6 separate regions of the Mus musculus genome follow, and all the other regions are linked to region 1. A link is a loop called in an ENCODE intact Hi-C map of the cell type or tissue named here. Cell type or tissue: heart. All regions are shown on one strand. Region 1 has its middle 70 kb from the start of Gm40287. Region 2 has its middle 80 kb from the start of Gm48606. Region 3 holds the start of Gm36235 (a long non-coding RNA gene). Region 4 holds the start of Gm36372 (a long non-coding RNA gene). Region 5 has its middle 80 kb from the start of Lpin1. Region 6 has its middle 57 kb from the start of Lpin1.

Region 1 (5,000 bases):
GAGAGAGAGAGAGAGAGAGAAAGGAAGGAAGGAAGGGAGAGAGAGAGAGAGAGAGAGAGGGAGAGAGAGAGAGGAAGGAAGGAAGGAAGGGAGAGAGAGAGAGAAAGAAAGTTTATTTTGTTAAAAAATATTCAGGGACATGATGACAACTTACATAGATGAAATACTAAATGAATTTAATATTTCTAAATTTTAACTTGTTTCACAGACTATTTTAAAATTATGACTTTTTAAAATTGCCAACAAATTCTAAAATGACAAATGATTTTCTACCTATCAGAGTTGGTCTTTTAGAAATTCTGAAGGTAACCAGTGTTGTTAATTCTCAAGGGTTCTATTCTACCAACTGGCAAGCTCTTTGTGCTGTGGAAGCATCTAAATCGCCTGTACTGCACCCTGCACCTCACCCCTTAACTGACAACAGGTTTCTTTTATCTGACTCATTACATTGATTAAACTCTGAAACAAGCTCACAAGCATTATTCAACCTAAGTGCACAACTTTGAGAAATATCAGAGTTCAGTCCCTCTGGCTTATTGTGGACAAAGACAGCAAGTTCCCACTGCAACAGTACTGAGCTATCTCCCATCGGGAACTTAGAGCAGAGGGAGTAGTCAGATGCTGATGATGTCAGCATGGTGTGACAAACATGCTTCCCCATTGAAGATTCCAGAGGTTTAGAGTTAAATTCAAGGGGCTCAGATTCGTGCAAAAGTAGTTTTCTTGCTTGCAAAAACTGTAATTCTGTGTGAGTGTGTGCGTTTGCGCATGCACATACATGCCAACACATGCTGCCGAGGTTAGCAGAAGGCAGTAGGTGTGGTCTTCTGTCTCTGTTCTCTTTGTTTCTTTGAGGCAGAGTCTCTTGTTAAACATGAAGCTTGTGTTTGCCCACTAGGCTGGCAGCCAGCGAGTCCCATTGGTCTTCCTTTGTGTTCACGGAGCTGGAGCAGCAGGCCACTACTGCATACCTGGCTCTTTCATCCTGAAGCTTGCAAAGCAAGCTTAACACAGCAACAGCTCTTCACTGCTGAGCCATCTTCCAGCCCCGCAAACATAGTTTCTGTTCTAAAGAACTGCACGGACTCTACCTCACAAAATGTCCAAGGTCTCAGCCCACTTCAGCTGGTATTAGGTCCTACCCTTTTGTCACACTTAAGGCTGTTGTGACAGTTCTAACACAAACACCCTCTGCCAGACTCATGTGGGACGTCTACAGGTTCACACAGTTTGTGCCCTAATTCCTTCAACCCCAACGGAAATCTCTTCATCTTTGATCACCAAAACTGTCACTTCTTCATTCTCTTCTGATTTTTCCACTATGCCTAATGTTTCTTGGCCCAGTTAATCTGCTCTTCTCTACCATCCACTGTCTGCCATGCCCCCCACATGGCGTTACCACCTACCTGCTTCCACCCCTGCCCTTCTTCACTCCCCACTACAGGTACACACAGAGGGAAAAGCCAAGGTTCTCTTTCCCATCTACACAAAGTCACTAACACAAGATACTTCCTAAAGCAGCAGTCAGCTTCTACTAGTGTGAATTAAAATAACAAACGATACTTAAGTGAATATACTGTATCAACCAATCAGGAAACATCTCAGTTTATAGTTGGCTGTATTGTGAATGTTACTTTTGAATGTAAATGTCTCTTGTAATCCCTGCCTTTCTGCCTACTGCAACAAAAGAACAGTCACTTTCTTCATCTTTTCCTTGGATACATCTTTAATCCCATCCGTGAACCTCTCAGATTCCATGCAATCATCAGGCAAGACTTTACCTAAAAAGCATTTTATTCCTCCAAGAACCAATGTTCTTCTGGATATATATATGCCCAGGAGAGGTATTACGGGATCCTCCGGTAGTACTATGTCCAATATTCTGAGGAACCGCCAGACTGATTTCCAGAGTGGTTGTACAAGCCTGCACTCCCACCAACAACGGAGGAGTGTTCCTCTTTCTCAACGTCCTCGCCAGCATCTGCTGTCACCTGAATTTTTCATCTTAGCCATTCTGACTGGTGTGAGGTGGAATCTCAGGGTTGTTTTGATTTGCATTTCCCTGATGATTAAGGATGTTGCATTGGAAATGTAAATGAGGAAAATACCTAATAAAAATATTAAAAAAAAAAAAAAGAACCAATGACCAATGTTCTTGAAGTTGCAGGAAAATTGCGAAAGAGATCACGAGGGGGCGCCAGAGCCACACTACAAGGCAATCCAGAGGCTGCCTCTCAGAAAGAGGTGTGTTTGCCTGCAAGCACATTGGTTTGCGGTTTGTATAGGATCTAGATTCTGTTCACTTAAGCTCACCTTGACGGAGGTCTGGACTTATCTATCACCACACCTGCTCGATTGAAAGCTGAGTCCCACAGGATGAAACAAATTTCTGTTTCTCAAGCCAAAATAATAATCATAATCATCATATAAATGGGTTATTGAATATGACTTGGCTCTGTTTTCTTGATTTGAAATCTAGCATTTCTCTGCTGGAAGGGGATTGAGAATTCCTCTACTTATCATTATCCATCTCCTCCCCACAGCATAAAACAGAGAGATACTGAGTTTGGAGAGAAAAGTTTGCCTGGTAATGATAGTCCGAGCAGTTAGTAGCAGCAATGGCGCTAATGGCAAAGCCCTGCGGTTCTAGAACCTTCGTTCCGTGGGTTTCTCCAAAGTAGCTTGAGTGTGCAGTCCCCACTATGTCCTCTGAAGCTCAGAGAAGTAAAATGCCTTCACAGGCTCTCCAGGGAGGTATGATGCTTTTAAGAATAAGTTGTCTTTGGTCTCCTAGTCTAATCAAAGGCTAATTATTTGATCAAAAAAGCCAAGATTTTCTGTTTAAAGGGCCATTCATTCTAAATTTTAAATCCAAAATGAATTTTTTTAAAATGTCAGTTGGATGTGTGTGTGTTACTGATTATAAGTAAAGAAGAATAGGTCATGAATTTGAGGATATGAGAGGAGTTAGAGGGGAAGGAGGAATGCAAATGATGCAAATACAGCACTCATGTGCACAATTTTTTAAAAAAGGATTAAACTAAAAAAGGGGCGTGGAACTAATACTGACTTGGGAAGCTTCCGTGTCCCTCTAAGCTGTGGGTTGCCGTGCGTCAAATGTGTCAAGAAAACACTCTCTCAGCACTGAATTATTTTTTAATGACGTGCTAAAGCACAGAGACTGTGAAGTCTTACTCAGGCAAGGCTGTGTGAAGTGCTCTGTGGCAGACAAGGGGTCCACAACCCCCCACATTCTTCCCTTCTCACATCTCTGCACGCATATGCCAGTGGAAGGAACAAGTCAGAAAAGTGAGAACTGACACAGATGGAATGAAGCAGGGGAGAGGGACCAGACTGGGGAGGAAGGAACCCACAGATATAAAGGGCGTGTGCAGGAAAGGCAGTCCAGACAAGAGCATTAACTGCTCACTGGTTGGACATGAGTGTAGTGTGTTCCCCGCTGATTCCCTGAGCTGAAATTGTTTCACCACTGTGAAGTATTATGGACACTCGGGCCTAGCATGATTACCAGGGGTGGGGGTGGGGGTCCATTTTGCTCTGTCACCAAAGTAGAGTCTTCATTAATGCACTGTGCTGTCCTTATAAGAAGAGAGAGGGAGACTGACCAGAGGACACAGAGCATCAGCTCCAGGCTTTTTGTCAAACCCCATATGGTAAGTAGGCCATCACCGGATATGGGACTTCAACTTTGCACGTATATGATTATGACCCCAAACACTCTTTTTAAAAAATATGAGTTACCTAATTTTAGTTTTGTTCATTATACTCACAGGAATCAGAATAATACAAAATTCAAAACATCATAGCAAACACACACACACACACACACACACACACACACACACACACACACATACATTACTCCAGCAATGCTCTACCTTATAAGGGGTCCATAGCCTTCCCAAACAGTACCACCAGCTGGAAAAATGAGTGCTCACACACATGAACCTGTGGAGGACCTTTCTCGCTCAAACCATCACTATACATTTATGATGGATTCATTCATCCACTCATTCATTACATAGCCAAGAAAGAAAAATTTTATATGTTGGCACTATATACTAAATCTCATCAACTAATTCATTGTGTTTCTTTTCTTTGTTTTTTTTTTAATCGTATTTCTAGTTTGCCTTCATGTATGTCTGTGTGAGGGTATCAAGTCCCCTGGAACTGGAGCAACAAACAGCTGTGAGCTGCCATGCTGATGCTGGGAACTGAACCCACTAGGGTCCTCTAGGAAGAGCTGTCAGTGCTAGCAACTGCTAAGCCATTGCTCCAGCCGTTCATAGTTTTCCAGATGCCACAGAGAAATGTGATGTGCAGATGCCTGGTTGAATCGCGGGACTTGGTAGAAGGGAGAATGTCATGTGAAAACTGCTAAGGATTGATTAATATTTGAGTGATTTCCATCTCAGACTGGAAATTCCATCTTCTGTGAGAGCTGCCAACTAGAATTGATCACCTAAGCTCAGTTAATCAAAACGAATGAAAAGGCTCACACACCTATAATTAATTATGACCTGAATGAGACTCCTAAACACCCTAGCCCATTCAGCTCACAATTTTCTACTCTAATTCATGACCCTCTCCTACTGGCTTCTCTCTGAACCTGCCACATGTGATGTTGTTTCATTTTTCTGCCAGTTTTTAAGCGATGGGTTTTGCAAGCTATACATAAGGAAAGAAAATGATGCTTGCTAGGCCAGTGAGGGTAAATTCACTCGTGTTGAGAATTGGATGTGCAGATGAGTTTCGAGTTGGTTATCTCCGTCCCACACTGCATCTTCCTAATCCCTCAGTACGCTCCACAAATCAGATATTTTTATTGTCATTATTACCATGCATATGTATTGTGTGAGACCACAGTTAAAATGAGTAACAAGGTTTTCTGCCCCCTTCATATCCATCAAACTACCTATTGCAATTTGTTTGATGTCTCTGTGTCTTTTCTGGGTTCATTCATTATTTTAAGCCTGGCA
Region 2 (5,000 bases), 620 kb after region 1:
TTGGAATGGGTGTGTCACTGTGGGTGTGGGCTTAAGATTCTCACCCTAGTTTCCTGGAAGTCAGTCTTCCACTAGCAGCCTTTGGATGAAGGCGTAGAACTCTCAGCTCTGCCTGTGCCATGACAGCCTGGATGCTGCCATGCTCCCACCTTGATGATAATGGACTGAACCTCTGAACCTGTAAGCCAGCCCCAGTGAAATGTTGTTTTTATAAGACTTGCCTTGGTCACGGTGTCTGCTCACAGCAGTAAAACCCTGACTAAGACAGTTCTATATCAGCAGATTCTTTATCTCCCTGCCTCAGTTTCTACCACTACATCAGGCTGAAAGTCTAATTTTAGAGACAAACAACTCTCATAAAAACAATGTCTATTTTATGTTCTCAAAAGAAGAGGATAATAAATGTTCTTAATCACTGGGGTACTAGTGTGTGTGAGGAGTTGAAATAAGAAGGCCTGTGAAACAATGGGGTCCTTTAGCTCGCTGCTTTTCCTTTCATGGCATAGGTAGAGAAGTGTTATATGCCCCAACAGCTTAGAGTTTTGCTCCTGGCCCCGAGACCAGACTTCCTAGATAGCAACAAGCTTTTGACCACCAATCCCTGCCACAGTTCTTCATTGCCAGGGCCAGACACTTGCCATTGTTCTTTATAGTGATGGCCACAGGGCTTGAAGTTGGGTCTGCGGTGATGATCTTTAGACGCAGCAAGGCTATGAACAAGTCCATGAAGACAGCTGTCTGCTGTTATCCAAGGGGTACATTACATGACCCACCCACAGGACATGCCTGAAACCATGGTAGTAAACCCTACATATATGTGGTTTTTCCTACATATATGTACCGTGGTGACATTTGGCTTACAAATTAGGTAAAGTAAGAAATTAATCACAATAATTAATGGTAAAATTTTAAAAATTATAACTATATACTGCAATACAGGCTATTTATGGTTGGTTAAATTACTTATTTCTGGAATCATTTACTTCTCACCAAGCTGTGGTTGGCTACTTGTAGCTGAAGATGCAGAAAGGGAAACATGAGATGGAGCTGGGGGGGGGGAGGTGATTACTCTGAATATTTTCCAATGGACTTGGGGGGTGACTACTGTGAATATTCCCTAGATCAGAAGCAATGAGGAAGGAATTAGGCAATCCCTCCCTGCCACAGTGATCCAACTGCGGGGACTGGGTTTCACTCCATTGCCCAGACAAGGAATAGCACATGTTCTTTGGGAGGATCTCCTGGCAAACGTAGTTGTTCCTCCTCAGCATGGCAAAGCTTTCCATCAGGGTACCAGAGCTTAGGCAAAGCCAAACAAAAGCATAACCCCTTACCTGGAAGGGTCAGTTTTATTAGAAATTTTGGGAAAAAAACAACCCTATTCTTTTGTGTTAAAGACATATAAAGTAAAATGCACCACTGCCTGCATTAAAATAAACATGAAACTTACAATTTGATTTTAAAAAAATAGCTCATGCCTATAGACCCATTGGTTCAGAAACAGCACTGAGCTAGCATGTATTAATTCTGAATCTTTAGCCATCCCATAAAAAAAGACAAAAATCATCCAGGGAGATAACAAGAATTCAAACCGACAGAGGCAATGGAAGCCCCCCAGGCTGTAGACTCCCCAAAGCAACAGAACTCCAACGTCACAGCATCTCCCACCAGAGCCCGTGAACTTAGCCACTGTGTCCCTCCCTCTCACACCCTGGCATTTGGTGGAGTAGGGCAGGAGAGCCAGGCATATTCATTCACTCTCTCCAGCTGGCTGTGAGTATCCAGTGGAAAAATTTAAGCAGCCCAGGCTTTTAGCTTTCCCCCTGGGCTGCTGCTGCTCGTTGCATAACATGCTCATCAGTAAAAGAGCTGAATTGCAAATAATCTACTAACCTGGAAGGAATGTCTGAAGAGCTCCCACACACCACACTGGTACTCATTCAGTCCAGAAAGGTTTTGTGGGTTTGCTGTGATATTATTGAAGTAAAGGGTTTGGCTAGCATAGCCAGTAACTTGAGTGTGTCTTTTGATCCACATAGAAATTGTCCGTCTAAATGACATTTGTATGTTATTCTTAACTGCCTGTGGAATCAGATAATCTATTCCCCAGAAGGCTGTCAGCAGCCTCCAGTCTTTGTGAAGGTTGAGTTTCCGGCAAGGAAGGGTGTCAGGCGTGCCTGGAGGCGAGACTTCTGGAAGGATGATTCACACACTTTTATAGCTTCACTGCTCACAGGCTATGGGTTTGTTGTTTAAAAGCAATTTGAATGTATGGGATCTTTATGATGGTGTATATTCAGGGGTAATTTGAAAGTACTTTTTTCTCATGTACGTAGGCTGTCAAGGTGGGATCTGGGAGAATTGAGATTTACACTGATGTTCTAGCGTTTGTATGATCAAGCAGGGTGGAACCTCCCGTACTAATATCATAGCCCCCATCAGGTGCCAACGATGAACAGACTAAGGAAAAAAGAAATTTGTCAAAAGCCCAGACCTTGAATTTCCACCAAAGGTCTCACCAAGTGGTATAAGACAGAGTGTCAGAGTGTTCTGGGCTAGATGTGAAAGTTCACTGTGGAAGAACTCCAAAGCTTATAACTCGTCTGAAGTCAGAGAGGTATTGATTCATGCCACTCTAGAAGATCGGTTTGCAAAGCCAGTGGAGACAGCCAGAGAGAAGATAAATGAATCGGACTCAGGAGCCCACAGCTAGCAGCCACAACTGTGGCAGGGAGCTTGCCACGGATGCTGCGGCTACATTTCAGAAGCAACCGGCCCACTTGCGTCCCCCTGATGGCCCTCATGGTCCTGCAGCCTTCCCTTACTCAGCATCCTGAATCCACTCCAGCAGCCTGCCCCACCTTCTTGGCATACTTCAGGCCCAGCCCTGCCCCGCCCGGACATAGAAGCTATACTACTACTTTTTCTCACTGAAGTGACAAAATGCCATGCAAAAGCAATTTAAAGAACTTAATTTGACACACGTGACATAGCCACGAGAGTACATACTATCGTGACAGAAAAGCCAAGGCATCGCAAGTGTGAGGCAACTGCTCGCATTACAACCACAGCTGGAGAGATGGATACTGGCAAGAAATCCCAGCTTTGTCCTTTCTGTTTTGTTTTCCTTTTTAGTCAGTCCAGGACACCATCTCAGAGTGTCTTGTCAGAGAAGGAGGTATTTCCAAAGAGAAAAGTCCTTGTTCCACTTTGTTTGGTTAGTGGACTATTAAAATAAGCCACTCCCAAGAATTAGAATTTCTCTGAAAATTCTATTCTGAGGGAGTAGAGAGGCTGGAGCCCTGGTGTCAGACAGAAGAGGAACATGCCTCCCAGGGAGAGATATTACACAGTTCTGACAACTTATTAGACCTTTCAGGAGAGACTGGGAGCAGAGACAGTGATAGGTCAGTAGCAGGAAGGACCACACCTGGACCAGTATTGTTTCCTTATGCATTCACCCGGCCCTCTAAACATTTAAACCTGAAACTTCTGTCAGTATCTCAAAGAGGTTCTGGAGATCTCTGGGCCTCTTCATTTGTCCCTCTTCCTAATGTGGCCACACTGATTAAATATGTTTATTCATTTTGCTATTGTTTGTCTCTTTACTTGGGGTACAGGCAAAGAGCAGCTGAGCCTCACTTGTTAGAGCTGCCAATTCCCCGGTGTTTATCCTAAACAATCCAGTTACAATGGAATTGTGCCTCCTGTGTCTGAGTGGGTTTTCCCCTTGGTTAAATCCTATGGAAACATCTTCACAGACATGCACAGAGGTATTTGACCTGGGAGATTCTGCATCTGGTCAGGTTGAAGGTGAGGACCTACCTTCACAGAGGTGCAGAAGTAAATCTCCGTTTCTTTTCTAGACAACCTACATAGTATAGCACATGAATCCCTAACTCAAGTTCCTGGGACAAGCCTCACCCGGCATACCATGTTACAGGCCTACACAGCATTTTCACTGTCATCTTCTTATTTATTGGCTTACTCTATGTTCGGGGAGAAGGAGAGAGAGGTGAACAGAGAGAGACAGAGACAGAAAGATAGAGAGCACATGTGTGTATGTGACAGAGAACAACTCGTGGAGTTAGTCTTCTCTTTCTACCATGTGGGTTCCAAGGACTGAGCTCAGATCATGCACACTGGTGACAGATACCCTTACTGGCTGAACCACATAACCTACCCACCCCACCCCCATCCCAATCACTGCCTTTCTTTGATTAAGTCTCACTATGTAACACTTGGTTGGTCTGAAAATCACTATGGAGAATACACTGTCCTCAAACACACAGATATTTGTCTATTTTGGCCTGCTGTGCATTAACAGCTATGGCTTGTCTGTATTCAATTTGAAATTTCATACATGAAATTTTTGGATTTTAAGCAGTGTGTATTGTTGGTGTGCCATGATGAACTCTTATATTACCCTACTCCATCTCTCTGGAAGAGAATCATCCCTAACTCTCATGTACTCGTGAGTGTACTCATGGTGCAGTAGATGCTACTTGCCCACTAGTCACCCAGTATCTATCTTGGCTATCAGGCCAACCATTGAAATCTCACCCTACTTGTATTCAGGTATTGTCTGTGGTAAGCATAAAGCACCTAATAGCACCACATAAAACAAGAGTGGAATGGAGTGGAGTGAAGTGAAGTGGAGTGGAATAGAATGGATTTTCTGGAATGGTGTGGCAGATGAGCTATGGGAATATATGCTACCACTGCAAGAACCATAGGACAAACAGCCCACATAGAGTGTGAACAGCCTATGTTCCCAGGTGCCCACTAAGGCTCTTGAGATGTTTTCCCCATGTATAAGGAGGTGCTATTGAAGTCTAACATCCTACCTGGGATGTATCTGTGTCCTTGTGACTCAGCTGTTACTATTGCCCTATGAAGCCTCACTGGGTTCCCCCCATATCTTAGTCAGCCCATGCCTGTGGTTTTCTGACCGCTTCCATAAGACTCTCATTAACTTTTACCCACCTCACTCTCCTTAT
Region 3 (5,000 bases), 480 kb after region 1:
CGCAATAGGAAAGAAGGAAATGGAGCCATGAAAGTTTAATTTATTGCGGTGACTGCATTTTAAAAAAAGGGGGGGAAAGAACAGAACTGCAGGGGGTGGTGACAAATACAGCGACTCACCTGCTGTGAGCAGGCCCTGTTTGTATAAAGGAGGCCCAGCCTGTCTAAACACTTGTTTGATGGTGTAGGATGGAGAAGGAGAGGGGATCCCCACCCTCCAAGGCACAGTGTGATATGCTGGCTCCCTTGTGACATTTAGGAAGGCGAGCACTTGGTTTGAGGGTGATCAGCAGTCTGGCTCCAGCACCCTACCAGATACTGGCCTGAGTGAGTAAGGTGGGCCCAGTGCCACCTCAAATCGCAGAGTGTAATAACAGTAAAGCACAGGCAGCTAAAGTGGCAGGGATAGAAACTGACCGAAAGAACTCCTCCAGCAAAGCCCATGGCAATCAATAGGTGGGGAGCCGGCTGGGGAAATCAATAGGTTACCAAGGTGCTGACTCATGCTGGTCAGTGCTCCTCCCCGGGAAAACATCATCTCTGCAGATTGCAGAGGGGATGTAGACTCCTACATCGCTGCATTCATTCATTCGTTCCTTCATTCATTTATTCATTCATGTTTCCACGCAAAGTGAGGCTGGGAATCCCACCAAGCAGGAAATCTGGACAAACATGGAGGTGGGGCTAAACCACGTTTTTCAGAGGCTCTGGGGTCTTGGACTCTGTTAGCATTCCTTCTAAGTTATGCTCAACAGTTACATGGCAAAAGCCAGGGAGGCCTGGCTTGCTATAAAAGGGGCTGTTTGGCCCCTCCTCGCTCTTCTCTTCTCTTCTCTTCTCTTCTCTTCTCTTCTCTTCTCTTCTCTTCTCTTCTCTTCTCTTCTCTTCTCTTCTCTTCTCTTCTCTTCTCTTCTCTTCTCTTCTCTTCTCTTCTCTTCTCTTCTCTTCTCTTCTCTTCTCTTCTCTTCTCTTCTCTTCTCTTCTCTTCTCTTCTCTTCTCTTCTCTTCTCTTCTCTTCTCTTCTCTTCTCTTCTCTTCTCTTCTCTTCTCTTCTCTTCTCTTCTCTTCTCTTCTCTTCTCTTCTCTTCTCTTCTCTTCTCTTCTCTTCTCTTCTCTTCTCTTCTCTTCTCTTCTCTTCTCTTCTCTTCTCTTCTCTTCTCTTCTCTTCTCTTCTCTTCTCTTCTCTTCTCTTCTCTTCTCTTCTCTTCTCTTCTCTTCTCTTCTCTTCTCTTCTCTTCTCTTCTCTTCTCTTCTCTTCTCTTCTCTTCTCTTCTCTTCTCTCTCTCTCTCTCTCTCTCTCTCTCTCTCTCTCTCTCTCTCTCTGACTCTCTTCTCTCCCTGACCCCTTTCTCCCTCTCTCCCTTTTCCACTTTCCCTCTTTCTCCAATCACTTCTGGCTGGCCTCCTCCTCCTCCCCCCCCCTTCTCAACCCCCTTTTCCATGTCTTAAGTAAACTGTATTCTACACTATGCCCCTTGTATGGCTGGTACCTCGGGGGAAGGGATGCCTCAGCATGGGCCCACCAAGGAGCCCCGCCCACCATGCCAAGCTCTTCTAACCATATAAAACACAACAGATACAGCAGCACCACATGGGGATTCTCTGCAGGAGAAAAACAAGTTTCTGAGAGAAAGAGATCTCCACAATCATTCTTAGGGAGGTTTTCCTGGCTGATTAATGGGAACAGGGAGCTGAGAATGTGCCTGCACTGACCCCAAAGACTACATGATTTCAGGCCAGCCAGGATTGCTGTAGAGAGGAACAAGAGAAGGACTAAAGTGTCATTGAGGTTGAAGGATAGGGGTAGTAGAAGATTGGGAACATGGATTTAGCCCTGACTGTACTGAAGACCTCAGGGAAGACTTCAGCATGAGGGAAGCACTGGGAAAAGCACAGGAGGAAGAGGACTTCTCATTAGAGCAAGTCGGTGGAAGGACAGAAAGTTACACAGATAGCTACAGTCAGGCAAGAGGGATGTTGAGGGCTGAGCAAGGCAGGGGAGCACAGACCAAACAGAGGGTGTCCCAGGAGCTCTGCCAAAGGTCAGTAGAGGTCAGTGTAATGGATACTGAGACACAGACTGCTCCAACCAACACTTCAGCGCAAACACCTAGGGCATGATGCGATTGTGAGAGCCATTATTGACTACATAATCAGGAACTGACTCAGACGGACCTTCACCTATCTGTTTTATCGCAGTGTGTTACCTCATTTTATCCCCAAAGCCACTAGCAGACAAGAAAGCACTTCTTCTAGCCCTTTGGGTTAAGATCAAATGTAAAGACAAAAATCAAATTCCAAAGCAGGGGCTGGAGCAGAAAGTTCTGTGCTTAAAAACACTGGCTGCTTTCTCAGAGGACATGGGTTCAATTCCCAGGAGTTGCACACAAGCTCAGAGTGCCTGTAACTCCTATTTCAGGGACGCTGACTCCCCCTTCTGGCCTCCTAAGGGGTTAGACAACAAGCTTGCACACCCATTTACATATAAATAAATAAATAAATAAATAAATAAGTAAATAAATAAGATATAATAAGAAAGGAAGGCAGGCAGACACTCCTCACATTATTTAAAAACAGAAAGACAAATCATAGTAAAGTTTAAATTTGTTCAAAATATTTAATACCTGGTGTAGTTGGGATACTAATACCAGCACTTGGTTGTTGGGGGCAGAATATTCACACTATGTAGTAAGAGTCTGAGGCCAGCCTGGCCTACTTGGGACCCCTATTAAAGCAGCAACAAAAAAGATCTCTGTCAGTTCTAGAGTTGCAAACAGAACTTGTGTCTTTTACATTTCAAGCCAGGATGTGTTTCCTGCCCTCACTCCTGGGGCCTTCCTTCCCTCTCCCCATCCCCCCTACTTTCTTCTTTATAGGGTAGCTTCTTAGGAGCCAGAACCAACAGTAGATCTTAAAAATGAGGTAGGTTGAAACACCCATGATTCCTGACAAACAGAAGGGAAACCTGTCATTACGTGCCAGGGAAGGAGAGTTGGTCCTGATCATTTGAGATCTATAGCAGCTGAAGTTATCCCCTCCACCCAACCCCCACTTCCATCCTGCTCCACCCACAACCTTTTCTTGGTATCCCACAAAGAAGGTAGCTCTGAATGAGAGAGTAAAGAAGAAATTTATAACCTCGCAAGACCCTCTAAAACAGAGCCTCACAGGAAACACACCTACCCTGATCCTACAGCAAGCCAACCTGCATTTGTTATAACCTACACACTTTTCAGATTTGCAATCAATCCCCTTGCATTTCTTTCCAACTAGAACCTTTACCTGTTGCTCTTCCACTGTTTTGCTGGCTGCATCTGTTCCCCTTAATCATCAGAGCCTCATTTTCTGATGTCTCTCCACCAATGTCATTCAACTTTACCTGATCTGTTTCCAGCATACACAGGTGTCAGCATAAGGGTTCTAGGAGTTAGGAGCGCACTCTCACTTGTGTCTGCGTACGTGTGTATGTGTGTGTGTGTGTGTGTGTGTGTGTGTGTGCGTGCGTGCGTGCGTGCGTGCGTGCGTGCGTGCGTGCGTGCGTGCGTGCGTGCGTGCGTGCGTGCGTGCGTGCGTGCGTGCGTGCGTGCGTGCGTGCGTGCGTGTGTACAGGAGTAGAGTCACCAGAAATTTAGGAGCCAGTCTGCACTCTCCTTCAGAGATAAGGGATTGAACTCTGAACAGGAACAATGGAATACTCTAGCTCCTGCCCTAAACTGCAGCTCCAGCCACTCCCTACCCATAGGGGAAGCAGCCCAACCTTGTAAAAAGACTCTGATGAATAATTAAGTCACCATTTACAAGAAACTCTAATCTTAGTGCAGTTCAAGGTAAAGACAGACTGCAGCCCTGGACAGCCAAGAACAGCATTGCCAGAACACTCAGGACACAGGCCTCCAGCCAGACAGACACTGGTATTTTTTTTTTCTAAATACTGTCGCCAAAAAAGCTCAAGTCAGAAAGTCTCTGTCCCTCTGGCAACCCCAGTATATCAGTAATAATAACAATAAAAAATAATTAGCTATGATTTAGGATTGCCTATTAAGGACTCAGCAATGTGAGTTTGTATTATTTTATTTTAAATACTACCCATCCCTCCATGAAATCTCCATAGCATTATTGTAGCAAAAGAAATGAGGAGGTTATACTAACTGAAGTCCCACTGTTAGTAGGAATCAACTCATAGCCAGAATATTGCCTGTCTATCCACTTTTCAGATTTGCCACTCCCTTGCATTTCTTTTTTTGGAGAAACTGTTTCTCCAGATGAAGGTTTCATTTATTTCTGTATCTTCTACACCTCAACAAAAGCATTTCAATTATTTGGATATATATTACATGAATATATTGTACATTGATTACAGTGCTGAGTGGATAGTTTTAATTTTACATTATTTTAGCACAGTGAAAAATCTGATCTTTCTTCCTAGAAACCCACACATGTAAATGAGTTTTTCATAAAAGGCTATATTCCAGATGAATTTTAAAAAACCACTTGTGATTCAGGTGACTGAAAGCATTTGTGTAAATGTAAAGCATTGTGTGTTCTACAAGAAGCTCTGGGACAGGTCAGCCTTTCCCTCATAATCACCTTGCTTCCTTTTCTATATAGACTGTTGGTCCAGGAGGTCCTACTGGTCAACCTTTCACTCTGCACTGGAGCAGAGCAGACTCAGAAGGTACATTGCCAGCTGTCACAAATGGTTCTGGGTAGCTTAAGCTTTGTTCCACTGATAGTTGGGATATTTTTACCTCTGCTGTTTTCTGTGTTTTGTCTAACTGTCTAGAGAACAGATAGAAGCCCTTGTAAGTGTCGCAGTTTTGGTTTGTTGTACTGACAACTGGAACAAGATGATATTAACATGACTTTTCACCAAGTCTTAGAACACCTTGTTCTCCCATGGCTCCTACCACCACTCTGCACAGGCCCCTCTAGATATGATGACTGAATCCTTATAGCAACTCAGAGTCAGACTGAAGATAATGGTCTGGCTGAGTAAATCTT
Region 4 (5,000 bases), 700 kb after region 1:
CCATCTGAACTGAGAAGGTGGACCACCCACCCCTAGGAGTTTTCCATTCTTCCTTCTCAATGCTTGGCTCTGCACCTTAGGCAAGTGTTCCACCACAGTGCTGTGTCCCAGCCTCTTCACTCCTTTTTGTTTGTTGCTGAAAAACTGTTTTGCAGAAGGTATGTCTTCCCCAGCAGAGCCACAAGCTCACACCTTGCTTTTCAGTCTGACTCCCACCTCCACCCCCACCCCAAGATTCACATCCCCCACAGCATCTGAGTTTGAGGCACTTCCTTGAGCTAGCTGTCATATTTTGGCCTCTATTGATCCAATGACTAAATACTGATGATGTTCATTATTGATCATCCACATTTGGGGTGGGGGTAAATTATTTTTATATTCAGAATATGATGTTTAAATACTAATTTACACAAGGTAAAGCACAAGGTAGTAATTTTGAAAGGGTCAATAGGATATGTAGTACCCCTGAGTTTGGGATCTTTTATCAAGAAAGACCTATGAGCCTCTCCAGAGCCATGCAATAACAACTGTATTCGCTACAATTATGAGGGAAGGAACACAGATAGAAAAAACATTATAGAAACATACAGGAAGTAGGCACATTCTTGATGGCCACAAAGAGATGGCTGTTGAATATTCTTATACTATATTTAAAGATTTGTTTTTAATAAATTGAAGCTTGCTTGAGAGTGGGTTGCTGATATCTTTGGCAGTTGTGTTCTGCAGCTGTACCAAACCTTCATGATTTCCAGAAGGCATCACAAACAACTTGTACATCTACTTTATCTCAGCTAATTATAAGTTATACATCAGTAAAATCTAAACATAATGTCATACTGTTTTCTTTACATCACTGATGTCACAGGCGTCAAATTCAAAATCCAAAAAGGCAAGAGACCATCTCAAATATTGTGAGATTTTTCTGTATGACAACAAATCCCATTAGAGATGTTCTTCACACAGAGCTACTTCCATTTCAGTTTTTAGCAAATCTCAAGGGTGCTCACAGCAGAAGGGATGGCAGCATTTCTGGGCTGAGAGAAATCTGAAGTCATAAGCTCCCATCATCTCAAGGTGAAGTACTTCTTGAAGCATTCATGGAATCCAGGGGTAGGGGGCGGGTTGAAGACAGTCCAGGGTACAGTCTCAAAGCTATACTCTCCTGGTAGCCTCAAGAAGTCAGGAACAGGCTCCTCCTCTTTTTAACTAAACAAAAACAGTGAGTGGTATGACACCAGTCACCCCTCATCCACCTTCCCTCGAGAATCAAGCTGAACAGCATCCTTCCCCAGAAATACTCTATATACTTCAAAATAGTTGTTTTCAGTGACTTCATGATGTTAACCTCTGAACATAATGACTCAGATTGATGTTCCAGTTAAATGTGAGTCTTACCTCTTGAACCATTTAGCACAGTCTGACCTCCTTTCAAAGATTACCTAGAAATACAAATTCTCCCTTTCCGTACATCCCTGTTCACCTTCTGAAGGTCTGCTTCAATTTCTACATGCTCTGCCTTAAAATAGGAAATGAAATCTGTTCCACATATTGTAAGCATGGCTTGGGGAATGTTTGAATAACACAGACATAAACTTATACTAAACAGGACATTTTGCAATTTAACCAAAAGTATGTGTTCTCCCTTTTTAGCAACACGATACCCACTTTTTTGATGGCACGGACAAGCATGTGGAACCTCCTTCTCCATGTTACCAATTTTACCGCATTTCTGTGTCTCCACACCCTACATAACAAATGGCCACCTTTTCTTCTTCAGTTTACTATGGTTGACCTAGAACATGCTTTCTTTAAGGTTGCCACAAAATGTGCCTTTGCTCTAGTCTTTCTACGAAACTAGGGCAATCTGTGGAAACCCAAATCTGACTATGTCTTTCCTCTGTTTAAAATTAGTTCATTGTTCCATATGCAAACTTCTCCACGTAGCATTCGAGACTCTCTGAGACATGGCCTATTTACATCTCAAGCTCATCTTCTGATCCACCTCAGACTGAGCCATCTGCAATGACAGCCTGTTTGGTGCTCCAAAGCCCCTCTGGGAGCTTAACACCCTGTCCTTTCAGCACCCTCTTCTGGAAACTTCTATACCCTTTTTGTCTTCACCCCCATGCTTTAGCTAGTGCTCTCCAACCTAGGGCAATGGTGAAAGCTCACTATGAAGCAAGAGCCCCCATGGTCCCTGTACCTTTCTATTTTATGTAGGTTCTAACATGAGGACTTTGTGATTTTCCTATGGGGCTGTACCTTCAGCCACCAGGCACCTTCCACACAGGACCAGCATCCTAAGTGGATACAAGAACAAAGAAACATCAGAGAGATTAAGTTCTGGGCTTTTAAGGTCTCGACAGCTTACAGCGTTTACAGACTTGGACTCACCTGTCTTTCAGAAATAAGAAGGCTTTCTGGGAGCCTGGCCTGCTTTCCCTGATCTCTGAAATCCTAGCTTGCTTCTATACAATAGAAAGCACTCTGCTCTTCCTCCCATGGAAGGTCTCAGCATCCAGCTTTCAGAATCAAATAGGAAAAAACTCACCTTTCTCGGCCCTAGCATCATCCTCTCCCACTCTAACTTATTATTCCCTAATTAGCTTCATTTTAGGGTGATTAATAGTTACGTTAGCCACTTCTCCTTTGAGACATTCCTATTGTCACCTAGGAGACACTGGTCCTAGATTAATACCCCACCACCACAAAAAAAAGAAGAAAGACAGAAAGTGAGAGAGAGAGAAGGAAGGAAGAAGGAAGGAAGGAAGGAAGGAAGGAAGGAAGGAAGGAAGGAAGGAAGGAAGGAAGGAAGGAAAGAAGGAAGGAAGGAAAACTATGTCAGATGAGTACATTCAAACACTGAACAAAACTTCAATAGTGGATCAGGAGAAAATCAAACCTGTATCCTTGCAGGGTTTTCCAGCTAGAATTAATAGAGTTCAGCCATGCGTGCTGTGCCTTTGGCCAGGAAGCTCCGAGATCAGATGTCTCAATGAGAAGTCACATGAGCTCAGAGTGCAGAGGCTTGCTTTCTGCAGGAACAAACCTTAGTTGACCTAGATCCCACTGTACATGCCTAAGAGCTGGCTGGCTTCTTCCACTTGTGAATTACTTGTGTTTCTAAGGAGCCTTTTTTACTCTTTGTCACAGGTTTTAGGAAATCTCATCTTCTGTGTTGTCACCAGGATCTCTCTGGACTCCTCTTAGCTCCTGAATTCTTGTCATCTGCATGGAGAATTCAGATGAGACACACAGAACACAGCATAAGAGACAGACTGTGTAGAGAACAGTGAAATGCACTCATGGACAGTGGCTAAAGAGACAGCTGTCTCCTCCATTTAAGGTAGGATTTATACCATTTTAAACAACTCTAGAGCAGGCAGTTTTTCCTGAGGGAGCATTTTTGTGTCTAGGTGATTGACAGTCCTGATTTGATTAGCTCATACAGGTGGGAGCAACCATGTGTGTGTGTGTGGTTATTTGTGTTTGTTTTTGTTTTTTGGGGGGTTGTTTGTTTGTTTGTTTTTTCTTTATCAGAAAACCACCAGAAAAGATTACCACCAGTAATCTTGTGAGGTTTGGGGTTCCTGGAGCCAGGTTAGATAAACATCTGCTGCTGGTCTTCCAGGCAGCTCAGGATGTCCCGTCCCCTCCGGGGGCCAGAAATATGACTCAGTAATTAAGGTCCCATGGTTCTAGTCACTGGTCTCCACATTGTTGATTCCGTAGGAAACGTCTACTCCCGCATCCCTCAGGTCTGTTACTCAATAACCAGCTACCTAACAACGTGTTGTTGAAGGCCATCATGACTGAGTTTTCCAAGGGGAGGTGGCATGTGCTTTACTGTTTCACCTTGGTGGAAAAGACACCGTCCTGGTGATCAGAACACCTGCCCCAGCACCAGCGACAAGAATGAGCACTGCTGGCCTTTGGGTATTCCAGTTTCCCCTGAAGGCACTTACTGCTTGGCTGCTCCAAAACTTCAAGTACATGGGTCTCCTTTCTATTCTTGAGACAGTGAAGCTAGGTAATCCCTAATTAAAGGGCCTCCATGTGCACTATTGTTCTCTCTGAAACACATTCCCATGACAACACACACACACACACACACACACACACACACACACACACACACACACACACACCTTGCAACATTCTGACCTTCAAGCACCTCTAGGTCTCCTTCTGATCGTTGTCCACCATGTTCTGTGATTAGTCAACTTTCTACTGCTGACACAAATACCTAGAGTCAATAACTGATCAAGAGGAAAATAGTTATATTGACTCATCGTTTGAGTTTATGGCTGTTTGGGTCCATTGAGGGGGGATCTATGAAAGGGACAAGCACCACAGCAGGGGGCACAGGATGATTCAAAGCTGCTCCCACTCCAAGGCTTCTGAGAATCAAAGAAAAAGGAGGAAGGGGAAGGGGCTTGGGTCTGACATCCCTTTATTCTTCATGACTTCCATTAAGTCTCAAGCCTTAGGGGTTCTACCACTGCCCAATAGCGCCCCAGGCTGGCAATCAAACATTTAACACATGGCCTTCAAAAGGCATTCCAGACCCAAATTGCAGGAAAAAGCAAGTTCAGACTTCCCCTTGGAAAGTCTTCCCTGTGGGTCTGAAGAGGCAGCTCTGTGATTACCAGCATGTATTACTATTGCAGGGGACCCAAGTTCAGCTCCACGAATCCACATCAGATGCGGGACAAACCATGTATCTATACATTCTTTTTTTTTTTTTTCATTTTTTAAAATTAGGTATTTTCTTCATTTACATTTCCAATGCTATCCCAAAAGTCCTCCATACCCTCCCTCCCCCACCCCTACCCACTCCCACTTCTTGACCCTGGTGTTCCCCGGTACTGAGGCATATAAAGTTTGTAAGACCAATGGGCCTCTCTTTCCACTGATGGCCAACTAGGCCATCTTCTGATACATATGCAGCTAGAGACACGAGCTCCAGGGGGTACTGGTTAGTTCATATTGTTGTTCCA
Region 5 (5,000 bases), 970 kb after region 1:
CCACCTGGACAGCACAGAAGAGCTGACCCTAGCAGTGGGGGCGCAGGTGAGCCAGCCTGAGGGGGGGGGGGAGCGTGGAAAAGCTGGCCCTGCCACTCATCTGTCTGCCACGAGGTGGTGTGTGTGCAAGGGTGACACTCCATGACGGCCCCTCACTACCTGCAGCAGTCAGGAGAGCTGGCCCTGTTCTTCCCAGGCTGAAGCACTTGGGAGACCAAGACCCTGCACCTGACAAGCAGGGCTCGTTGCATCCTTATTAGCTACCGCTGTGGAACTTACCCATTTACTTAAAACTGAGTGTCAGGGATGCCCAGAGGGCCACCTCAATGACAAACCTCTTTCTACCCCACTCTCCATTGGGAAGCATCATGAAGCAGTATAGCTTGTCTTTCTTCCTGAGGAGCAGGGCCCATAACTCCTCCCAGGACAGCCACTCCTGGAATGGCTCTTCACAAGGAACCCAGTACAACCTGGAAGGAGCTGCAACCCTCGGGGTTGATGGACTCACATTACCTGATGGTTACAAGTGCCCTCTAGAAACCAAGACTTCCAGAACCGTGAGACTTAACACTTTAGGGATCAGGAAAGCCCAATATGGTTGCTGAATGACAAGGAGCAGGCCACTCTTATGTCACCTTTTAGCTCCAGGCTTCATAGATCTACAGTGTGTCTCACCTGGGAATTTCTGTGTCTGTTTTCTTACCCCCCTACTCCACCTTTGGCCAGAGGCTCCTGGAGGACAAAGTCCATTTTTGCATGTTTCTGTGTATATACTAAGAGAAGTCCTATTGTCTGGCATAGAGGATGGGGGATGGGTGGAAGGAAATGTCACTTTCTTATGTATGGCTGTGATGTGTGTTTATTTGTACACAGGCACACATGTGTGCATTGCGTGTGCATGTGCATTTACATGTGCAACCTCGGGTATCATTTCTCAGATACTCTCTCCCCTTGTTTGTTTTGGGGATTTTTTGGTTGTTTAGTTGTTTGGGGGTTTTGTTGTGTTTTGTTTTGTTTTGTTTTGTTTTGTTTTGAGACAGGGTAGTTCACTGGAACTTGCCAAGTAGGTTAGACTAGTTAGACAATGAACCCCAGTGAGACAGAACCTTTTTCTGCCACCCCAATGCTGGTATTAGAAGCAAGAGCCACCAAGCCCTGCTTCTTTTCCCATGAGTTCTGGGGGTAAAATATAGTTCCTTGTGCTTATAAGACAAGCACTTTACTGGCTAATCTGTCTCTAAGTCTTAAAGATACTTTCTTATGCCATGGCTAACACATTTTTGGAACATCTGCCCTATTTTTTAAATACCAACTACAGTCCTGATACTGAATACTGAGTCAATAGGTCAGAGTGTCCCATTGGGACCAGCACAGGATACCTGCAAAACAAAAGTGGGAAGTAAAGAGCCAGCAAAGTTAAAAATATTATGACAGTCCATCTGTGGTCAGAAAGAGAAAAGGCATGGTGATACTGGCCTTTCCAAGAGACTTGCTTGGCCCTTGGGAAAATCGGGTCTGAAGTCAAGACCCATTTCCCTGCTGGGCAAAGCTTTCTTTACTTGAAAATCAGAGCAGACAGATCCTCAGTAGAGGCCACAGACAAAAAGTAGGTTTCTGTCCGAAAGGCCAGGAGTTCTTCGGGCTTGGAGCTGGGGGAGAGAGCGCTTGTAGAGAGTATGCATGGCTGAGGGTGTGTTCTCTGAATGTCTTTCCTTGGCTAGAAAGAACCTGGAGGAGAAGCAGTCGGGAAACATTTGGGAAAGGTCTAAAGTCACAAAGGAGTCCAGGAGTCCTCTGTGCAAAGCCAGTAGGCAGCCCATGAGGCATTCACAGGAAACAAAGAGAGAGAAAAAGAGGTCAAAAGAGCCCTCCAACCCTGCATTCATCATTCAGTTCGATCTTCAAGGAATCTGCTGACTGACACAAATTGTTTTATGTGACTTTCTGCCTGGGACCTGAAAGGACAGGCCCCTCCCAAGAAGGAGAAGATGGGGCTGAATGGGGGCGAGGCCGCGGGGGCGGGGGAGTGGAGAGACACAGGAAGCCACGACCTTAGTTCCCACGGGGGTGTTGGGCGCCATCTACTGGTAATCAAAAGAACCACTCATACCTTTTGAAGAAGGCTGTTTCTTAGAAGTGGGTATGTATGCAAAGGGAAACAGAGCCTTTCTCACTGTAGGGAGCCAGCTCTGCCTCCCCTGAGCGTGGTCTCCCGACACATAGCAATTATTCTACAATGAGAATCCAGGGTTCAAAGGCCATAGTTAGTCTGCCAAGAGCAAGAATGTGCACACTGATTGCCGCTAAGAGTACCACTCCTTATCCTAAATTCAGTAGCTGAAAGTCTTCCTGCAACATCGCTTGCCTTGTGAGTGGTTGAATGTGGCTTGAGTAACTGGTTCTTTTGTCATACAGCTGTAAGAATCCAGCAAAAGAGGCAAAAGTGAATGCAGAGATGTGAACAGTAGCTGCAGCAGCAGGCGGCTCTCAGGATGCCCGGGGCATAGCCACCCCTGTGCCTTTTTCATCTACAGCATGACAAACATTTCAAAGTTCAGGGCTGATTTCACTCCTTTCTGACCCCTGCCCTGCACTCGGCTATCCTAGACAAGTTAAAGAAAGGAGAAAGAACAAATCAAGCTGGCTAAGCTGGTTTCACACTTCAAAGACCCTTGAACCAGTCTGAGGTGACAGGTAACAGACCACCACTAAAGCTGTGAAGGAGCATTGAGAGTGTAATACTTTATTCCAGCTGCTTCATTGTCTCCTGGCTGGGAGCAAGACCCTCATTGTCTCAAAAGTCCTGTGATATTTGAGCCTACCTTGCCTCTGTTTGGCTGTACCAACCCCTCCAGCCAATCTCCTCCCCACCCGCCTCCCTTCACCCAGTGCCTTCCATCATGTTGGTCCTTCTGCACACAGCCAAAACCACGGCCACTGCCTTGGTCATGGTGTCTTTTCACAGCAATAGGACAGTGTCTAAGACACCTGCCCACCTCAATTAGCAATCAAGACAATTCCCAAAGATATGACCACAGTCCAAGTACCCCAGTAATTGATCTCAATAAGTTTTCTCATTAATCCCTCTTCCTGAGTAATTTCAGGTTGTCAAACTACAATGGAAATAACTACTGACCTGAGATTTTCACCTCTGTCCTAAGACTCCAAGACTTCCATTGCAATGGCCCCTCCAGGAAGGGAAGAAGACACCAAACATTGCCAAGCGTCAGCAACAACACACCTGTGGCTTTAGCTGCTCCTGGGCAAACATTTGCATCCTTTTCTGACAGAGAAAGAGAGAAGCTCCAAGAGGGAAAACCAGTGGCCCAAGAACATGCTGCTTGCCAGTGAGCATCAGGGCTCTCTCCAGCCTTGTAGTGCAATGAGCCTGCCCCCTGCACTGCTTCATGAGGGCAGGAGGCCAAGAAGATAGGCTGACCCTCTTCTTGCACTCTAAATGACTTCTTTCCAACTTGTAGTCATGCCGATGAATGACATTAACTCTGCTTTAGGATTTGTGGGTTCCTTCATGTATTCAAACGGACATAGCAGAGAAGAAGGCTGCATGTGTATATGTTATTTGCTCACTAATCACTCATACTGTGTGCCCTGCAGACCACAAGACACTGCCTGTCTTATCCTAGGCACATCACAGGGAACAGGGGACAGAACTGCCCGTATCTGGACCAAAAGGCAGTTCCCCAGGCAGTTAAGGTTGACAGTAAGTGTGCTACTTATTTTAATAGACCTCCGAAAAGGCATAAAGGCAAGACCCTATTGTGCCACCTGTTAGACCAAGTTTCAGCCTAGCAATTGCTTGTCCTGCTCTCTGGGCCAGCTCTATCCTGGCTGTCTCAGAAATACCTCATGTTATGAGCCCAAAGACACTTCATCCTGTGGATACAGAGAAACAGGAGACTCCCGATGCATGATTTCCAATAGAAAACACAACCCAGACACATACAGGAACTCCCTTCTACAGAGCAAAATCCCAGCTATGGTAGAGGTGTTTGCACCTGTATTCTTCAATTTCTGATCCAGTAAAAAAAAAGGATCAGGGTGTGTGTGGCTGCTGGGTATCAGGTCTTCTGTCCTAGGCAAGGGAGTTCCAGCAGAAACAAAAATGAATAAAATCATCTGGCCACAGGTAACTTGAAAACAGACAAAAACAAACAAATGAGCAAACAAAACAATGACATACAAACTGAGAGGGAAAAGCCATTGATCTACCACTCAGAAGTGAACCCTGAAGGCTGCAAGACCAACCTGCCAGGCAAGCCATACCCACTGGCACAATAGTGGCATGAAAGTTATGGGGGTAACCAACCACTTTCTGATTAGAGCTGAGCCAGGTACAGAGGAAGGAATTCATGCCTGCCTCTATAAACCTGGCCCAAAGCCCCATGGCTTGGAAGGTCACAGGTCCTAAGGGGGAACCCACCACTGCTGTGTTACAGAATGTACGTGTCATCAAACTTCCTCATAATATTTGTGTGTGTGCCCTTAAGATGGATGGGTCAGTGTTGCCCTCGACCTTGTCCAGAGACGCTTCTTCTATAGTAGACACAGTTAGTGCAGAGTTGGAACTAATGAAGTCACTCCGCTATTAATGGGACACCTATATCCACACCATACCCCACCCAAGACAAAGTTCTGCAACACTACAGAAGAGACGATAGGAAGAATATAAGAACTGATGGAAGAGTCGGCGTGCAGTGAAATGCTGTGTTCTGGACATGATGTAGCTATTGTACCTATGAACTCTCTTCATCTACGGTTACCTGTACGAGACCTGTTCAAGATCAGGCCAACAAGAGCAGTCAGTGTTCCAGCAGGCAGCACTAGCTGGACTCAGTGGGTTCTAGAAAGGGTAAGGGAAGATATGAAGATAGCGGGAGGCATGCATGTTGGAAAGTGGCTGAGGGTTTCTCCGGAAAAATGAGACAGAGCCTAGGGAATAGACATGATTAATGTGTAGATGTTCAAAATTGTCAAAAAAA
Region 6 (5,000 bases), 1.0 Mb after region 1:
CTTCAAGGTCACAGGTCGCAGTCCATCATTGAGGGAAGTCAGGAAGGAATGTCTAGCAAGAACTTGAAGCAGACACCAGGATCGATGCTTCCTGGCTAGCTCTCTGGCTCACTTGGACTCATACTCAGCTAGATTTCCTTTGGTTTGTTTGTTTGTTTGTTTGTTTGCTTGCTTGCTTGCTTGCTTGTTTGTTTGTTTATTTAATGAAAGAAAGGGCCTCATCCAGGCATGGTGGTACACACCTTTAATCCCAACACTCAGGAGGCAGAAACAGGCAGATCTCTGGGAGTTCAAGGCCAACTTGGTCTACAACCCAGGCCCAGGGATAGAGCTACCCACAAAGAACTGGGTCCTTCTGCATCGGTGAATAATCAGGACAATCCCCCACAGTCATGCTCACAAGCCAATCTGTTCTGGGCAATTTCTCAGCTGGAGCTCTCCTCTCAGATGACTCTGGGCTGTGTCAAGTCGACCATTCAGGTTAACTTTAGAGTAAGCAGGAAGCCCCTCTCTCATCTTCAAGGTATCAGAGAGAGGAGGAATTACCCATCTTGGGCGGTCAAAGGAGATATTTAAAAGTCCCATGTCAACCTCAGATAGAAGCTAGTTCAACAGGAAGGTCAGGATTTGAGGCACTCGTCTCATATGCACAAGGCCCTGGGTTCCTTCCCCAGCACCAGACAGAAAATAAATCATAACTTCACCAACAGCAAGACACTCACATAAACATGGAATAACTGCTCATCCTCACTCTTAAAAGGTCAGTGTTTAATGACGATGACTGTCCTCCCTGCACAGAAGTTGAAAGAATCAAGGTGAGAAGTGAAACATCAAAGGCATCTCTTCTAAATCCAAATGTACCGTTTCTCAAGCCCACATCAGCTTTCCAGAATGTAGTAAGTACTAATGCTAACTGGAACTCTGACTACGGCTTTAGCTGCACTTAGTTCTAAGTGCATTTGGGCTTTACTAATGCTGAAGAGACTAGGGTTGTGCACAAAAAGAATTAAAGCAGAAAAACACGTTGGCTGGCTAGAGTAGTTGGCTACCATGAGTGAGGCCCTTAGTTCAATTTCCAGCACTGCTGTATGCCTGTAATGGAGGTGGTGGCAAGCAGGAAGATCCAAAAGTCAAGGCTGTCCTCAGTCACATAGCATGTTACAGCTCAAAATAACAGTAACATTTTGGGCTGCATATACATATATATATGTGTGTGTGTGTGTGTGTGTGTGTGTGTGTGTGTGTGTGTGTGTGTGTACACATACACGCTTCAGAGGACCTAAGCTTGATTCCCAGCAGTCACATTGGATCACTCAAAATCACACGTGACTCCAGTTCCAGGGGCATCCAGTCCCCTCTCCTGGCATCCACAGGCACCAGGCACACTCATGGTACTTACATACAAGCAGTCAAAATACTCATACACATAAATCGCTTTACAACTAACAGGGGTGGTGATAACTTGGTTCAGCTCCACAACATTTTGAAGATGAGTCTTTAAACTTGAGAAAACTGCCCTGTAGAATTTGCCCGCTTAGCCTTTGCTGGCTTATCCGAAGAAATAAATGTATAGAGAGCCCGTGAATTGGCCACTGGGGAAGAGCCTGATGAAATACACGTTGTTATTCAACCAATCCTATTACCATCATTATTTCCATGCTGCCTGGTAGACAGAACCCAAACTTCAGTCCAGATCTGAGTCACTTTCAGTCAGCTAAGGGATGGATCACCCAATCAGCTAATGCTGGGGGGTTGGTTTGATTTGGGGGGTTTTTTTTGTTGTTTTTTTGTTTGTTTTTTGTTTTTAGATAATCCTGAAAAATGGATCAAGATGACAAAGAACATTCTGGAAAGAAAGCACAAAGTCCTGAAATGAAAATATAACCCATTTCTTCTCAGCTTGGCTCTGCAGACCATCTCAGAAAAGGATGTTTTTACAGAGCAGAAACGTGACTGGCTGCACCTCCATTTACACTTCTTTGTTACAAAATGCATGTGACTTGTTGGGGTTCCAGCCTCGGGAGAAATCGGAGGCACTGGTGGTTACTTTCCGAAGTGAAACTTCCAACCACAACCTCCGGTGCACAAAAGGCGGAGTGAGTCACAGGAAGAGGCCACTTGCTTGCAAAATGCATTAAAAGTAATGCAGGCTGAATGGACTTCCTGCACCAATGAACAGATAGCTGGCATCGGGACAGGCTCCTCGAGGCTCCCAAACATTTCGGGGAGGACGAGACCATTAGAAATCTGGGCACATCCACCTCTACCCTGTTCCCTGCGTTCTCACTCTGCCCAGGCTGCCAGACCTGCTGTCTCCCAGGCCTGTGGCTCCCATCTGAGATTCCCCAGGAAGGCAGATCTGACTGGATGCTTCCACAGGGTCAGAAGGACACCTTGTGACTTAAGCAAGCACCTGTGGCTCGGTCTCCAAGATCCTTTAATACAAAGAGGTGAGGTGGTCTTTGTAGCAGCTTCTCCCGGTTTGAGCAAGTGGGGTGGAGCTGATGTGAGTCCTAGGCTGATAGCATTACAGCATTCCTGAGCTGGCCAGATGACAGACGTGAGCCCGGGCCTGGGCTGCAATGGTCCACAACATGTGAGTGCATCCGAACCCCATAGGACTTATTAAACTATTCTCGGAGGCCCACACCCACTGCTAGGGTCGGTAGGTCTAGGATAAGGTCCTAAACAATTTTATTTTTAACAAACTCCCAGGACAAACTCCCAGAACCTCCAGGGCCACAAAGAACAGATTTTAAATCTCAACAGACTGGCCTCCAAAGCTCACTTAAAGATTTGGGCCTCGGATTGAGCTCATCCAAGGGACATCCGCACTGAAACAGTCCCCTGAAGAAACTCCCCTGCCTCCACACAAATCCAACCCACAACCTGGCTGGTCTCCAAGCCTGGGACCACAGGGAAAGGCCTTTGTCAAAGCAGAGGCTGTTTTGAAAGGCTATTCGGTCAAACAAGAACCAACTGTGCCCCCCTGTGGCCACCGGCTTTCACTGACTTCCAGGATCAGCTTCTCTGGTCAGACTCTGCTTCCCTTTGGGGACCAAGCCTGGCTGTACCACAAGTGATAGCAATTATCCTCTTTGGTGCTACAGGATAAAAAGAGAGGTTACAAATGTAAAGTCTATCCTGGGGTGTAGAGCATGGACTTGCCTAGCATGCATGAAGCCCTGGTTCAATTCCCAGTACCAAATAAAAGACACTCATTGTGGCACATGCGTGCAATCCCAGCACTGGGGGTGGGGGTGGGGTGGCAGTAATGATCTAATTCAAAGTCATCCTTGACTATAGTGTTTCAGGCTATCCTCATGAGTCTGTCGGAGACACTGATGCTGCGAAGATAGCTCAGTGGATAAAGCACTTGCCAAACAAGTGAGGGGCCCAGCATTGAAATCCCCAGAACCCACAAAAAATTCAGATGTGGTGGTCACCTATAATCCTTGCAACTCACAAATCAGAAATGGAATCATTTTACAAGCTGACTTGAAAAGGGAAAACCCCTGGTGTTCCCCTGTACTGGGGCATATAAAGTTTGCAAGACCCTGGGGCCTCTCTTCCCAGTGACGGCCGACTAGACCATCTTCTGCTACATATGCAGCTAGAGACACGAGCTCTGGGGTACTGGTTAGTTCATATTGTTGTTCCACCTATAGAGTTGCAGACCCCTTCAGCTCCTTGGGAGTGGGTAGGTAGGGGAGCAGGGCGGGGAGGGTATAGGGAACTTTCGGGATAGCATTTGAAATGTAAATAAAGAAAACATCTAATAAAAATAAATTTTTTTTAAAAAAGGGGAAAACCCCGGAGACCCGTCACCTCTCGTATTTCAAGGGAATGGGCACAGTGCTGTTCACACTCCAGAACCATGATAGAAAACACAGATAGACAAAGATGGTCGAATGGAGTCTCAGCTCTGATGTTGGGACCAAAGGCCTCCTGAAGAGAGTTAAGTCCCAGAACCTGTTTCAAAACTGGGCCTCTTTAACTTTCCTCTATGACAATTCCATTCCAGGACCGACCGCACAGGGGTCACGAAAGCTGTCTCAGAGCTGATGGTTAAGACCAGTCCCCCCCACACACACCCAAATAGTTTTTGGCTTCTGATGCAAAATGGGAATGTGTTACTCTTTGAAACCAGACCAAGCCCTTCAAATTCCCAGGTGAACAAAGCTCGTCTCTGGGAAAGTCTAGGCATCCAAAAACTCATTCTGTCTGCATGGGGGTATGAACTGCGGGGACACAGGAGAGCCTTGGGTACCACCATGGAGGTCTGGTGTCAAAGGATAAAGAGAACACAGATGAATGAGTGGCCTATAGACAAGTTTATCCTGGTTTTTATTTCAGATAAGAGAGCCTCAGACACTGCAGTCAGGTAGCATAGATCTGTGGAGCTGTCCGAGGGTTTCTTCTGTCTGTAACATGTTGAATCTACAGACACCCGGGGACCTGTTAGAATTTGGACTCTTCAGTTTTTACCCAGAAGTGCCATTAGCATTTAAGGATGATACTCTTCCATGCCCTCCATAATCACCAAGGCCAACACAGCAATCCGCAGGAAGCCTCCGGCCATTGCTAGTACAGTGTTAATAGGATATGACCAACCTCAGCTCAAACTAGTCAAGGGCTTTGATGGACTCCTTCAAAATGAAAAACTAAGGACAAATATCCAAAAGAGGGGGACAGGGTCTATGAGGTGAAGACACCTCAAACATGGCAAACAGGACCTGTGAAACACTATGTACTGAACCTTCTTCTCTGCCTCCTGGCTCCTCAACACTCCTTCCAGGCCAGAGAGGAGCCATGGTATCTCAAACAGGTCTCTCAACTTGATGATCCAATGTGGGTTGTGCAAGGACCACATGCAATCTCTTTAGTGGAAAGGACGCATTCATATCTCTCAGGAGTAAACGGGGTTGGTATGATACCTGTATGAACTCAAATAACAGCAAAGGTCTTTACTCCCATAGTGAAGAGTTCATAGCCATAAG

Evidence for each region. A loop is a pair of places that touch in the nucleus more often than their neighbours do. Peaks named below come from ENCODE experiments on the same cell type or tissue, not always from the same donor. Only the 100,000 strongest peaks of a DNase experiment are listed, where the experiment ranks them.
Region 2: it touches region 1 in a loop (2.8-fold over the local background); 2 of 42 quality-filtered maps call a loop at or near these places.
Region 3: a loop joins it to region 1, with 3 times the contacts of the local background. A loop is called at or near these places in 9 of 42 quality-filtered maps.
Region 4: it touches region 1 in a loop (3-fold over the local background); 8 of 42 quality-filtered maps call a loop at or near these places.
Region 5: a loop joins it to region 1, with 9 times the contacts of the local background. A loop is called at or near these places in 29 of 42 quality-filtered maps.
Region 6: a loop joins it to region 1, with 8 times the contacts of the local background. A loop is called at or near these places in 25 of 42 quality-filtered maps.

Annotation. Positions count from the first base shown.
Region 1 is chr12:15,533,788-15,538,787 of GRCm38, forward strand. No RefSeq gene overlaps it. Among named protein-coding and RNA genes, the nearest start is that of Gm40287, 70 kb to the right of the region's middle. In heart, a CTCF peak has its summit at 2,193 (motif pointing right); a DNase peak (open chromatin) is centred at 2,214.
Region 2 is chr12:16,149,475-16,154,474 of GRCm38, forward strand. No RefSeq gene overlaps it. Among named protein-coding and RNA genes, the nearest start is that of Gm48606, 80 kb to the right of the region's middle. In heart, no CTCF peak of the experiment used is centred here; DNase peaks (open chromatin) are centred at 1,777, 2,157 and 2,847.
Region 3 is chr12:16,012,025-16,017,024 of GRCm38, forward strand. It overlaps Gm36235 (a long non-coding RNA gene), which reads right to left and starts at 3,502. Exons shown (of 8, transcript XR_872507.1): 1 at 3,379-3,502. In heart, CTCF peaks have their summits at 2,439 (motif pointing left) and 4,635; a DNase peak (open chromatin) is centred at 4,697; H3K27ac peaks cover 1,401 bases.
Region 4 is chr12:16,229,243-16,234,242 of GRCm38, forward strand. Gm36372 (a long non-coding RNA gene) reads right to left here and starts at 3,202. Exons shown (of 4, transcript XR_381302.4): 1 at 2,903-3,202. Gm48606 (a long non-coding RNA gene) reads left to right here and starts at 3,014. Exons shown (of 2, transcript XR_003950290.1): 1 at 3,014-3,346. In heart, CTCF peaks have their summits at 2,096 (motif pointing left) and 4,531; no DNase peak of the experiment used is centred here.
Region 5 is chr12:16,507,493-16,512,492 of GRCm38, forward strand. No RefSeq gene overlaps it. Among named protein-coding and RNA genes, the nearest start is that of Lpin1, 80 kb to the right of the region's middle. In heart, a CTCF peak has its summit at 150; a DNase peak (open chromatin) is centred at 2,029; H3K4me3 peaks cover 491 bases; H3K27ac peaks cover 1,474 bases.
Region 6 is chr12:16,530,501-16,535,500 of GRCm38, forward strand. No RefSeq gene overlaps it. Among named protein-coding and RNA genes, the nearest start is that of Lpin1, 57 kb to the right of the region's middle. In heart, a CTCF peak has its summit at 2,992 (motif pointing left); DNase peaks (open chromatin) are centred at 2,181 and 2,911; H3K27ac peaks cover 824 bases.